Regions from separate parts of the Homo sapiens genome. Here region 1 is linked to region 2. A link is a contact called in ENCODE Hi-C or POLR2A ChIA-PET data. All regions are on one chromosome and are shown on one strand. The core of a region is the stretch at or near the end of the contact, and the rest is flanking DNA. Distances in the headings are between cores, read along the strand shown. Region 1 has its middle 19 kb from the start of IRAK1. Region 2 has its middle 19 kb from the start of DUSP9.

Evidence for each region. A loop is a pair of places that touch in the nucleus more often than their neighbours do. ChIA-PET counts read pairs that join two places held with the same protein, here RNA polymerase II (POLR2A).
Region 1: a loop to region 2 is called in a map of heart left ventricle, with 6 times the contacts of the local background. The contact joins two enhancer-like sites. A Hi-C loop is called at or near these places in 1 of 168 maps with a recorded cell type or tissue (heart left ventricle). POLR2A ChIA-PET finds 5 or more read pairs at or near these places in 1 of 52 experiments (activated T-cell).

Annotation. Positions count from the first base shown.
Region 1 is chrX:153,997,906-154,003,407 of GRCh38, forward strand. No RefSeq gene overlaps it. Among named protein-coding and RNA genes, the nearest start is that of IRAK1, 19 kb to the right of the region's middle. RefSeq lists enhancers at 2,320-2,820, 4,366-4,510, 4,463-4,512 and a cis regulatory region at 4,433-4,443. Within about 2 kb of position 2,451, at least 2 of the 41 ENCODE cell types and tissues checked have a DNase peak (open chromatin) inside an H3K27ac peak, as active enhancers do.
Region 2 is chrX:153,625,363-153,630,925 of GRCh38, forward strand. No RefSeq gene overlaps it. Among named protein-coding and RNA genes, the nearest start is that of DUSP9, 19 kb to the right of the region's middle. RefSeq lists an enhancer at 1,636-1,780 and a cis regulatory region at 1,701-1,714. Within about 2 kb of position 2,474, at least 2 of the 41 ENCODE cell types and tissues checked have a DNase peak (open chromatin) inside an H3K27ac peak, as active enhancers do.

The sequences.
Region 1 (5,502 bases), core at 1,201-3,700, 370 kb after region 2:
CTGGGCCGCAAGAGTGAAACTCCATCTCAAAAAAAAAAAAAAAAAGTGAAATCTGCAGAGATGACAGCTTCATGAGCTGATTGTATGAAGCCACAAACAGTACTGTGCTTAATGGTGAAACACCACAGCATTTTCATTAGTCAAGAATGAGACAATATTCCCAGGATCACCACTGTTTCTTCCCGTTTCCCAATGTTAAATTGGCCAATGCAATTGAAAAAGTTAGCCGGACGTGGCGCACAAGGAATACGTGTTGGAAGGATGAAGCAAAGTTCTCATTCTTTGTAAATCACTTGATTGCACCACTGAAACGTCCTCTGGTCTGCTGGGCAGGTTTGAGTCAGGAGATTCTGGCTGTCTTCACTGGGCCTATCTGAGACTGGGTGTCATTTGCTTTGCTCTTGTCTGATTTTACTGTCAGACATCACTCCTGTAACCAGTCTTTGTAGTAAGTCTCATTTCTTGCATGTACTTGGAAGTACATGCAATAAATGGTTTTATTTTCCCAGCGACTGTGCCCGCCCCCACCCCATTGAGTTGTGCCAAATCCCCCTTAAGACGTGGGGCCCGAGTCCATCATGTTTCAGTCAGGTTGCTTGTAATTAGTCTTATTCTGGTTCTTTTTTCTTTTCTTTTCTTTTTCTTTTTTTTTAGACAGAGTCTCGCTCTGTTGCCAGGCTGGAGTGCAGTGGCACAAACTCGGCTCACTGCAACCTCTGCCTCCCGGGTTCAAGTGATTCTCCTGCCTCAGCCTCCCAAATAGCTGGGACTACAGGCTTGCACCACCACACCCAGCTAATTTTTGTATTTTTAGTAGAGACGGGGTTTCACCATGTTGGCCAGGATGGTCTTGATCTCTTGACCTTGTGATCTGCCCGCTTCAGCCTTCCAAAGTGTTGGGATTACAGGCATGAGCCAACACGCCCGGCCTGGTTGTCTTTTCTTTTCTTTCTTTTTTTTTTTTTTTTTTTTTTTTTAAGACAGGGTCTCACTCTGTCACCCAGGCTGGAGTGCACTGATGAGATCTAGACTCACTGCAGCCTCAACTTCCTGGGCTTAAGCGATCCTCCCACCTCAGCCTCCCGAGAAGCTGGGACTACAGGCGTGCACCACCACGCCTGGCTAATTTTTGTATTTTTAGTAGAGACAGGGTTTCTTCATGTTGGCCAGGTTGGTCTCAAACTCCTGACCTCAGCTGATCCACCTGCCTCGGCCTCCCAAAGTGCTGGGATTACAGGCATGAGCCACGACTCCCGGCCTACCCTTAATTTTTTTTTTTTGAAGTGCACAAGCTAATTTTTTAATTACTATTTGTAGAGATTAGGTCTCCCTGTGTTGCCCAGGTTGGTCTTGAACTCCTGAGCTCACGCAATCCATCTACCTTGGCCTCCCACAATGCTGGACTGCAGGTGTGCACCACGCTCTGGCATCATTCTGGTTCTTAAACCCAAGGGTACTTATTTTCCAACATGAACCTTAACCTCACCCTTCCAGAAACTTCTCAGGCATGGGCAAGGTTGCAGTCTCCCTTACTGCAGGCAGCAATGACTTTAGCAACAGGTGATCTTGGTGGGCTCGTAGGGGAGTGGGAATGGGCAGTGGCTTTTGTCCTCCTTTTGTTGTCCGCTGGGGATCTTGGTTGGGAAGCCTGAACCCAGCATTGTTTCCTAGCCCTGTGTTCAACAATGCCGGGAGCGAGGTGCCTTCCTATCCCCGTGATAAACAGTTCTGGGACCTGTTGCTCTGCCACACAATCCTGAGAACTAGCACAAGTCAATTCGCTTGCAGGACCAACACACCCATGCTCCTGAAAGATGAGACTCGCAGAGCCCGGCCCGAGACTGCACCCAGCCGTCCAAGGCTGACCATGCTTCCCACCCGGCCCTCCCCACGCCGGCTCGGACTTCGGGCATTTTCTCTCCTCCTTTCCTCCCTGGTGATCTGAGGCCGGCTCTGTCGGGGGAGTGTTCTTCCTCTTTGCAGTGAGTCCAATAAACTCAGCTTTGCCTGAACAACAGGTTTTTCTGGTGGTGATTTTGGGGAGTCTACAGCCAACAGCTGAAATTGGGAAAACGGGGCGGGGGTGGGGAATCCCTTTTTGTTTTTTGTTTTTATTTTTTACAGTAAAGTGAAAGCAAGTTTATTAGGAAGATAGAGGAATAAAAGAATGGCTGCTCCATAGACAGGGCAGCTGGGAATCCCTTTTAGCACCTGGTGGCTGCAGATGGGTAGAAATACAGACCATATTTGGTTCTTAGTTTAATTAGCCAGAGACGCAGAACAGGGTGGGAAGCCAGACGGCCACACCTAGCACCTCATCAGGCTGCAGCCAACCAGGGCCTCTCGGGGCTGGGAAAACTCGATTCTTGCTGTACTTGGGCTTACTCGGCTCTCCATCTTATGCAAACACCTCTCCTTATGAAAGGCAAGAAGAATTTGTTCTACACTGGGGATGGGTTGTGCCTGTCACATGGAGCAGCCTGGGGACCTAGAGGGACCCTTTAGAAGCTTAGCACCTAGCAATTCCTTTTCACATGTGACTCATGGTCTATTCAGTTTTAGTACTTCTTTTTTTTTTGACAGAGTTTTGCTCTGTCACCCAGGCTGGAGTGCAATGGCGCGATCTCTGCTCACCGCAACCTCTGCCTCCCAGGTTCAAGTGATTCTCCTGCCTCAGCCTCCCAAGTAGCTGGGATTACGGGCACGCGCCACCACGCCTGGCTAATGTTGTATTTTTAGTAGAGACGGGGTTTCTCCACGTTGGTCAGGCTGGTCTTGAACTCCCAACCTCAGGTAGTCCCCCTGCCTCGGCCTCTCAAAGTGCTGGGATTAAAGGCGTGAGCCACCACGCCCGGCTTTTTTTTTTTTTTTTTTGAGATGGAGTCTTGCTCTGTCGCCCAGGCTGGAGTGCAGTGGCACCATCTCAGCTCCCTGCAACCTCCGCCTCTTGGGTTCAAGCAATTCTCTGCTTCACCCTCCCACGTAGCTGGGATTACAGGTGCCCACCACCATGCCCGGCTAATTTTTGGATTTTTAGTAGTGACGGGGTTTCACCATCTTGGCCAGGCTGGTCTTGAACTCCTGACCTCGTGATCCATGGCGCCTGGCCTACTACTTCTTTATTCATTTATTTTTTGAGACGGAGTCTCGCTCTGTCACCCATGCTGGAGTGCAGTGGCACGATCTCGGCTCATTGCAACCTCCACCTCCCGGGTTCAGCTTCCCGGATAGCTGGGACTACAGGTGCGCGCCACCACGCCCAGCTAATATTTTGTATTTTGTAAGTAGAGACGTGGTTTCACCGTGTTGGCCAGGGTGGTCTCAAACTCTTGACCTCAAGTGATCTGCCTGCCTCGGCCTCCCAAAGTGCTGGGATTACAGGCGTGAGCCACTGTGCTTGGCGCAGTTTTACTACTTCTTGAGACAACTCTGAAGATTTCTATTTTTCACAGAAAGTCATTCAGTTAATCTAGACTTTTCAAATGTATTGCCATAAAGTTATATTTACTATTTTAAAATTTTAATTTCCTCCTTAACCCAACATTTATTTAAAAGGGTCATTTCAGCCGGGCGTGGTGGCTCACGCCTGTAATCCCAGCACTTTGGGAGGTCGAGGCAGGTGGATCACCTGAGGTCAGGAGTTTGAGACCAGCCTGGGCAACATAGTGAGACCCCATCTCTACAGAAAAATAAAAAATTAGCCGGGCGTGGTGGCACACATCTGTAGTCCCAGCTCCTCGGGAGGCTGAGATGGGAGGATCACTTGAACCTGGGAGGTCGAGGTTGCAGTGAGCCATGATCGCACCACTGCACTCCAGCCTGAGTGACAGAGCCAGATCCTGACTGCTGCTCATAGAGATCTCGCCTAAAGATCTTGCCTAAGTGCAAAAACACACACACACAGAAACTGGAACAACCGAACTGACCCTTTGGGGAGGCTGGCGAAATAAATGACATGGAGTACATTCATACAGCTCTAAAAAAGGACAAAAGTCAGGGACATCTGTGTCCAGGGAACACTCTCGATTTGTCTTGTTAAGTGAAACTGGCGAGGCGTGGAATCATGAGAGAAGCGTGAGTAGAGGGGACTTAAACCAGGGACTGGTGGCCACAGCTAGTGTTAGCCAGGGGACTGGAGGCTGGGAGACTGAGAAGGAGATTTTCTTACTTCGTACGTGTCTGTACTGTTTGGATTTTTTTTTTTTTTTTTTTTTTGAGAGGGTATTTTTTAAAAGGAAAAGCTTGTTTTGTTTTTCTTTTTAAAAAATAGGCTCTAAAAATTCTGGAGAGAAATAAAAAAGGCAACATGGTGGCCGGGTATGGGCGTCTCTTCTGATTCCAGGCTGGTTGGCACTGGCCACCTTGCTCAATGGTTGCCTTAGAAACCGGCCTAGCGAGGGGGTGTCAGTTGTCTCTGGTAGCCATTAAGGCAGTGACTCAGCAGAAAACCCAACCCAAGAGGGAGTTGTTCATTCACTGACTTTCCTTCTCTCCCAGAAAAGCATGGGTGAGGCCATTTCTGTTACATTTGCGATCGGGTGGCAGCTGCTCCGCCGTGAAGGCGGTAGCGAGAAGTCTGCCCGCTCCTCCAGCCTCTCACTAGGTGAGTGGCGTCTCTGTGCTGCCCTGTCCCTCAGAAACCACAGGTTCCGGTCCCTCTGCCAGCCTGTCCCCTGTCTCTCCCCTCCCGCTGACAGGGTGAAACCAGCTTCCGCTCACAAGCACTTGCTGGGGGTTGCCACAGGCATGGCTCTTGGGGAGATCTTTAGTAAAAAACCCAACCAAACATCACGAGTGGAACCGAGTGTGGATCATAAACTCAACTGAGAGAAAAGCCAAGGGACGCATGTGGGCAAAATACACAGAAAACCCAGCATGGGCGCGGGGGCTCTCGCCTGTCATCCCATCACTTTGGGAGGCCAAGGCGGGTGGATCACTTGAGGTCAGGAGTTCGAGACCAGCCTGGCCAACATGGTGAAACCCCATCTCTACTAAAATACAAAAATTGGTCGGGCATGGTGGTGGACACCTGTAATCCCAGCTACTCGGGAGGCTGAGGCAGGAGAATTGCTTGAACCGGGGAGGCGGAGGTTGCCGTGAGCTGAGATCACACCACTGCACTCCAGCCTGGGTGACAGAATGAGGCCCTGTCTCAGAAAAAAAAAAAGAATCACGTGCTGAGACATGCTACAACACAGATGAACCCCAAAATCATAATGCTAAGTGAAAGAAGCCAGACACGAAAGATCCCATGAGTATTATCCCATTTATATGGAGTGTTCAGAGTAGGTGAATCTATAGAGACAGAAAGGAGATGAGTGACTGCCTCAGCTGGAAGGGAAAATGGGGAAGAAATGGGTAGTGACTATTAAAAGGTATGGTGTTTTTTTTTCTTTGTTTTTGTTTTGTTTTGTTTTGTTTTATTTTGTTTTTTTGAGATGGAGTCTCGCTCTGTCACCCAGGCTGGAGTGCAGTGGCATGATCTCGGCTCACTGCAACCTC
Region 2 (5,563 bases), core at 1,224-3,723:
CTCTTGGTCAGTCTTCTCGCGCCACCCCTCCGGGCATTGGCCCAGAAGCCACTTGCAAAGCGGCCACTGCCCGGCAGGTCAGCAGTCCAGGGGGTGAGACAGCCCCTGGCAGAGCCAAGGGAGGAGAAAGAGCTGGAGTGTGAAGGTGGGTGAGGAGGGGCTGGGGAGGAAGAGTCGGGGGGTCTGGGAGCGGGGAGTTCCCCTCTCCTCCCTGGGTCCCGGCCACCCCCTCCCAGTCTGGCTGGCCTGGCTGCCCCCCAGCTCCAGTCTCCCGTTCTCCTCTTGTCCCAGGCTGGCCCACGATGGGCAGGCGAGGTAGCCGGGGCACAGGGGAGCAAGCGCCGTCCCACAGCTGTGGTCCTGCCCGCTGTGCTGGGGGCACCTGCCAGGCCAGAGGCAGCTCCCTCCTGGGGACAGGTCAGCAGCAGGCCCCCAGAGGCCCAGCAGGGAAGTCCAGGGTGAAGCCAAGCTGTCCATGGGAAGTGAGCGAGTCCCCCAAAGGACTGAGCCAGTGGGAAAAGACCAGGCCAAAGGGGGCTGTGAGCCACCTTCACGGCAGGGCGGGAGCCAAGGCAGCACCTCCCCCCAGGGCCAACTGTGGAGCCACATGGTCTGAAGGAGGTGGAAGGAGAGTTGGGGGACCCTCCTCTGCCTTAGGCTGGCTCAGCTGGCCAGGCTGGCTGCGGGATCCTGGGGGCAGAGGCCTTTCCCACACTGGCATCTAGTTGAAAAAGGAGGTTCAATGAGTTTAAGCGTCCTGATCTGGAGGACAGGGACGTTAGGGCTTTGCATTCACCAGGCACCGGTGTCCCCTTAATATACCGAGGGTTCAGCGCTCCCATGTCCCAGCCTTGCCCACCCAGCCCTGGCTGCTGGGAGCTGAGCATGAGTTAGGTGCCCCCTTGGCCCCTGAGAAACCAGAGCTCAGGGGTTTCTTTTCTTCAGAGACCCTGGGCCCTGGCCAGGAGCACTTGGCCCACAGCAAGGAGCCCTCAGCAGGCCTGTGCTCCCAGGACGAAAGCCGTCCACCCAGGGCTTAGGGGAAGGGCGGGGATGCCGCTCAGGGAACCTCCGGCTGCAGGGAGCAGGGCCCCCAGGGGGCCCAGTGCAGGGACAGCTTCGGAGCCCCTTTCCTCAAGCAGAGGCAGGGAGGTGCCCAGTGGCCTTCGGCTGTGTGTCCTGGTGCCCAAGCTTGCCCCTTCACCGGGGCGCTGTGGCTGGGGCCTGGGCTGTTGAGACGTTGTGGGGTGACTGGTTTGTGCCCCCACTGAAAGATACATCCATATCTTAACACCCAGGCCCTGTGATCAGGGCCTTATATGCAAATAAAGGGTGTCTGCAGATGTCATTAAATTGAGGATGTGGAGATGAGAGCAACCCAGATGATCCAGGGGGCCCCAAATCCAAGGACAGTTTCCTTAGAAGGGACAAGAGAGAGAGACACAGAGAAGGCCATGTGGAGGCGAAGGTGGGGAGTGCCCAGGGCCCCCAGAAGCTGGAAGAGGTGGGTGGATCCGCCCCCAGAGCCACCGGAGGAAGCACTCGATTCTGGACTCCGGCCTCCAGAACTGGGAGAGTCAATTCCTGTTGGCTGAAGCCAAGCGGTTTGTGGTCATTTGCTGCGGCAGCCCAGGCCACTCCGACACGAGGGAATGAGCTGAGCCCAGAGTCCTCCTGGGCCGTGGAGGCGGGGGGCGGGGGGACCTTTGCACCCGCATCGTCCAGTAACCTGGTGGGGGCTGGGGCGACCTTGGGAAGGCAGCTCCCGTTGTCCTTGGCTCATTTCCAGAGAGCATGAGCGGCCAACCTGAATGGAGGCTGGGGAGTGAGCCCCTTAGGCCGGGGGCCCCTGGGAGTGCACCCCACTTCCACCGCAGGAGGAAGGGCCGTGTGCAGTGGGCTGCGGGTCCCACACAAGCCTAGAAATGGGGGAGCAGGGGCCACCGTGTGCACCATTGTTGGCACCGCGTGTGTGGACACATTGGTGGTGGAGGCAGCAGCGCGGTCAGCTGAAGAGCGCGACGCCTAGAGCAAGTGAAGACGACCTTGACAAGCCCATGATCCTGTCAGGAGATCAATCTCCCTTCCAGCATGTTTTCAGTTTTTTACTGTAAAGAATTGCAAACACATGCCCAACCTAGAGAGGATGACAGGGCACACCGGCCCCGCCGGCGGTCCTCACACAGCCCTCTCTCCTCTCCACTCCCCTTAATGTGGCCCCGAGGCCTGGGGCCTCCTGAGAGAGGCACCTCCATCTGCCTTAAGCAGGGACAGGGCCTTCCAGGCAGCAAACCCGGGTTCAGAACCTGGACCCTTGTCTACACCAGCCAGGGCTGGAGGTTGGCCCTCTCAGCCTGGGGACTCATAGGGGTGCCCGAAACTCCAGGAATCAGCCCCCTGGGCCCCCACTGGGCCAGGTCAAAGTCAGTGTGGGTGGGAGGTATTTGCAAGATCGCCATGCAGGAAGTAGGGTCCCAGGGAGAGGACAGGCCCAGACAGCCATCGCCGCAGGCATCTGCCCACATGGAAAGCAAGGCGGTAAGCAGAGGCGATGGAATGTGTGTCAACACCGTGCAAAGGGCCAGTGTGGCCGGGGCTGGGGCAGCGAGGGCGGCAGCCAGGGGCCTCAAGGGGCGGGCAAGAGGCCCGGGAGGCTGGGACTGCCAGGAAGGAAGCCAGCTGCTCAGCCTGGGGCGCCCTCCCCGAGGCCTGCCCGCTCCCTACCAGCCAGACTTCTAGCCAAGCTCCAGAGCTGGGAGCCCAGCTGCCCACCTAGCATCTCACAGGGATGGCCTTGCACACTACACACCTCCACCCAAGTGGAGCAATTCTGTACATTCAAGTACAATTCAGTTGTACAATTCTGTACAATTCAAGTACATTCTCAAGTGTACTTGAGCAATTTCTGATGCCGAGCTCCCCTGCCGCGCCACATCTATAGTGGCTCCAGGTGCGGTTGCCTCTTCTCTCCACACCCCTCCCGGGAGCACACACGCAGGCATGTAGGCTGCTCCAAGGGGTTCTGGAAGGCTCTGGCCCTTTCTTCTTCAGCAACCTCCTAAGGGGCTGGGTGAGGAGTGAGCGGCCAACACACATACATGCATACACACACACGTACACTAGCCTCTGCATTTCATATACATGTGAAAATCATTTGCTCCCCAATGCAGGTAACATGAGAGGCTGGGCCCTGCAGCTCTGAGGCTGTCTGCACAAACAGATCCTGAGAGAGAATAGCCTCAAGGGGTCTGTCAGCCTGTGGCCAAGTCAGATGGTCACGTCCTGTTTGCCCTGGGTGACTGGTCCAGAGGTGGGCCTCCCCGTGAGGACTCGACTGCTAGGGCCAGCAACCAGCACTGAATGCCCGTGGCCCAGGTATGGGGCAGAGTGCCTCCCTCCCTCCCCCAGCAGGCCTGCCTCACCAGGACCCTCTCACCCACACTCTGGAGGGTACACAGGGCCAAGAGCCGGGGGAGGGGGCAAGGGAAGGGATTAGCCCCAGGCAGCCAGCTAAAACGGGGTCCAGGAGCAAGGCGGCACTGAGGGGCCTCAAAGGCCAGCAGCATCAGGCTGGCAAGGACGCATACATGAGCACACACTCGGAACACGCGGGAGTGCCTGCCTGTGTGCCTGCAGGCAGGAGTGTGCAGGAGGCCGTGTGAGAGCCTGGGGAGGGCTGCGCCAGTGAACAAGGCAGGCCCATGTGTGTGTGTGTGTGTGTGTGTGTGTGTGTGTGTCTGTCTGTCTGTCTGTCTGCCTGTGCATGTCTGTGTCTGTGTACACACATAAGTGCATTTGTGCATGACCCAGGGGAGCAAGTGCGCCCTGCCTCAGGGACTCCAGGAGCCGAGCTGGCATTCAGGAAGCATCTTTAGGCTCTTGAACAAAAGGGCAGCCTCTGCTGTCTCCCTCCCCACAGCTCCCTCCTCTGAGGTGGCAGCCGTGTGGCACATCCCGGCTCTTCAACCTTCAGCCTCATTTTTATCCTGAATATCTACACACTTGCGTGCACACGCACATGAGCACACGCACAAACGCCCTGTGGTACAGTACACTCCAGGAATACTATGGACCATCTTTCTTTCTTTTCTTTCTTTTTTTTTTTTTTGAGATGGAGTCTTGCTCTTGTCACCCAGGCTGGAATGCAGTGACACTATCTCGGCTCACTGAAACCTCCGCCTCCCAGGTTCAATCAATTCTCCTGACTCAGCCTCCTGAGTAGCTGGGATCACAGGCGTGCACCACCACACCCGGTTAATTTTTGTATTTTTAGTAGAGACGGGGTTTTACCATGTTGGCCAGGCTTCTCTCGAACTCCTGACCTCAACTGATCCACCTGCCTCGGCCTCCCAAAGTGCTGGGATTACAGGCGAGAGCCACTGCGCCCGGCCTACAGACCCTCTTTCTAGGTCCCTGAGCAGGGGAAGTATTTCTGTGCCTCCGTGCTCTTGCCCATGCTGTGCCCCCAGCCTGCTACGACTTGCTTTCCAGAGCCACCTGGTGAACTCCTACTTTGAGCGGCAGCTCAGTGGCCTGCCGTCTTCCTCTGCAGAGCCAGTGGCTTTCCCTGGTCCTGTCCTACCTGTGGGTCTTGTGAGCTACTTGTTAAAAGTGAGTCACTTGCTCCTGAGACCTCAGCCACCATCCCAGTAACTATCACAGACCTAGATTGTCCCCAGAACCCAACTGAATTGGTTCATCCATTCACTCCACAGGCACGGATTGGGAGCTTACTGCATCATGCTTCTCCCTAAAGATAAGCTCTTAGTTAACATCACCAGCCATGAATTACTATACTGGAATACACACTCAGGAAAAGCCATAATGTAGACCAGGATTTAAAGAAATGCCATTTAACTAAGAAAAAACTAAGGACCTTGTTTCAATATCAGCCATGAGCTGCCACTGCTTGTTAAATATGAGTCTATGTCAGAGGCAGAATAAACAATTCATCAAACACCTCTTTAAGGAGTTACAAGTTTCTTATCAAAACCTCCAGCCCCATTTGTGCTTCTGTTATATCGGCATCTCCAAGTGGATGAGAATGTTCACTGGTAGCTTTGTCCCTTTTCCATGGTGAGGGGCAGAGGGAGGTGCAGGCTGTCCTTCCTCTTCCTCAGTCTCGGTCTGGAATAGCTAAAGAAAGCAAAACTACCTCCTCTGAGTTGAGTCTCTTTTCACGGAGACCCTCTTCTGTTGCCAGGCGCCAAATATCATGAAAACTGTAACTGGTTAAAAAAAAATCACCTGCATAAAAATCTTTAAAATTCATTTCAACAACAAAACTGTGTATGATAAAGGGTCATTCCACCAAGAAAACATAGCAATCTTAAATGCGTATACACCAAACCACAGAACTGCAAAATATGTGAAGCAAAAACTCATAAAACTGGAGGGCTAGGTGCAGTGACTCATGCCTGTTACCCCAGCACTTTGGAAGACTGAGGCCGGCAGATTGCTTTGGCTCATGAGTTCAAGACCAGCCTGGGCAACATGGCAAAACCCCATATCTACAAAAAAATATAAAAATCAGCCGGGTGTGGTGGTGTGTGCCTGTGGTCCC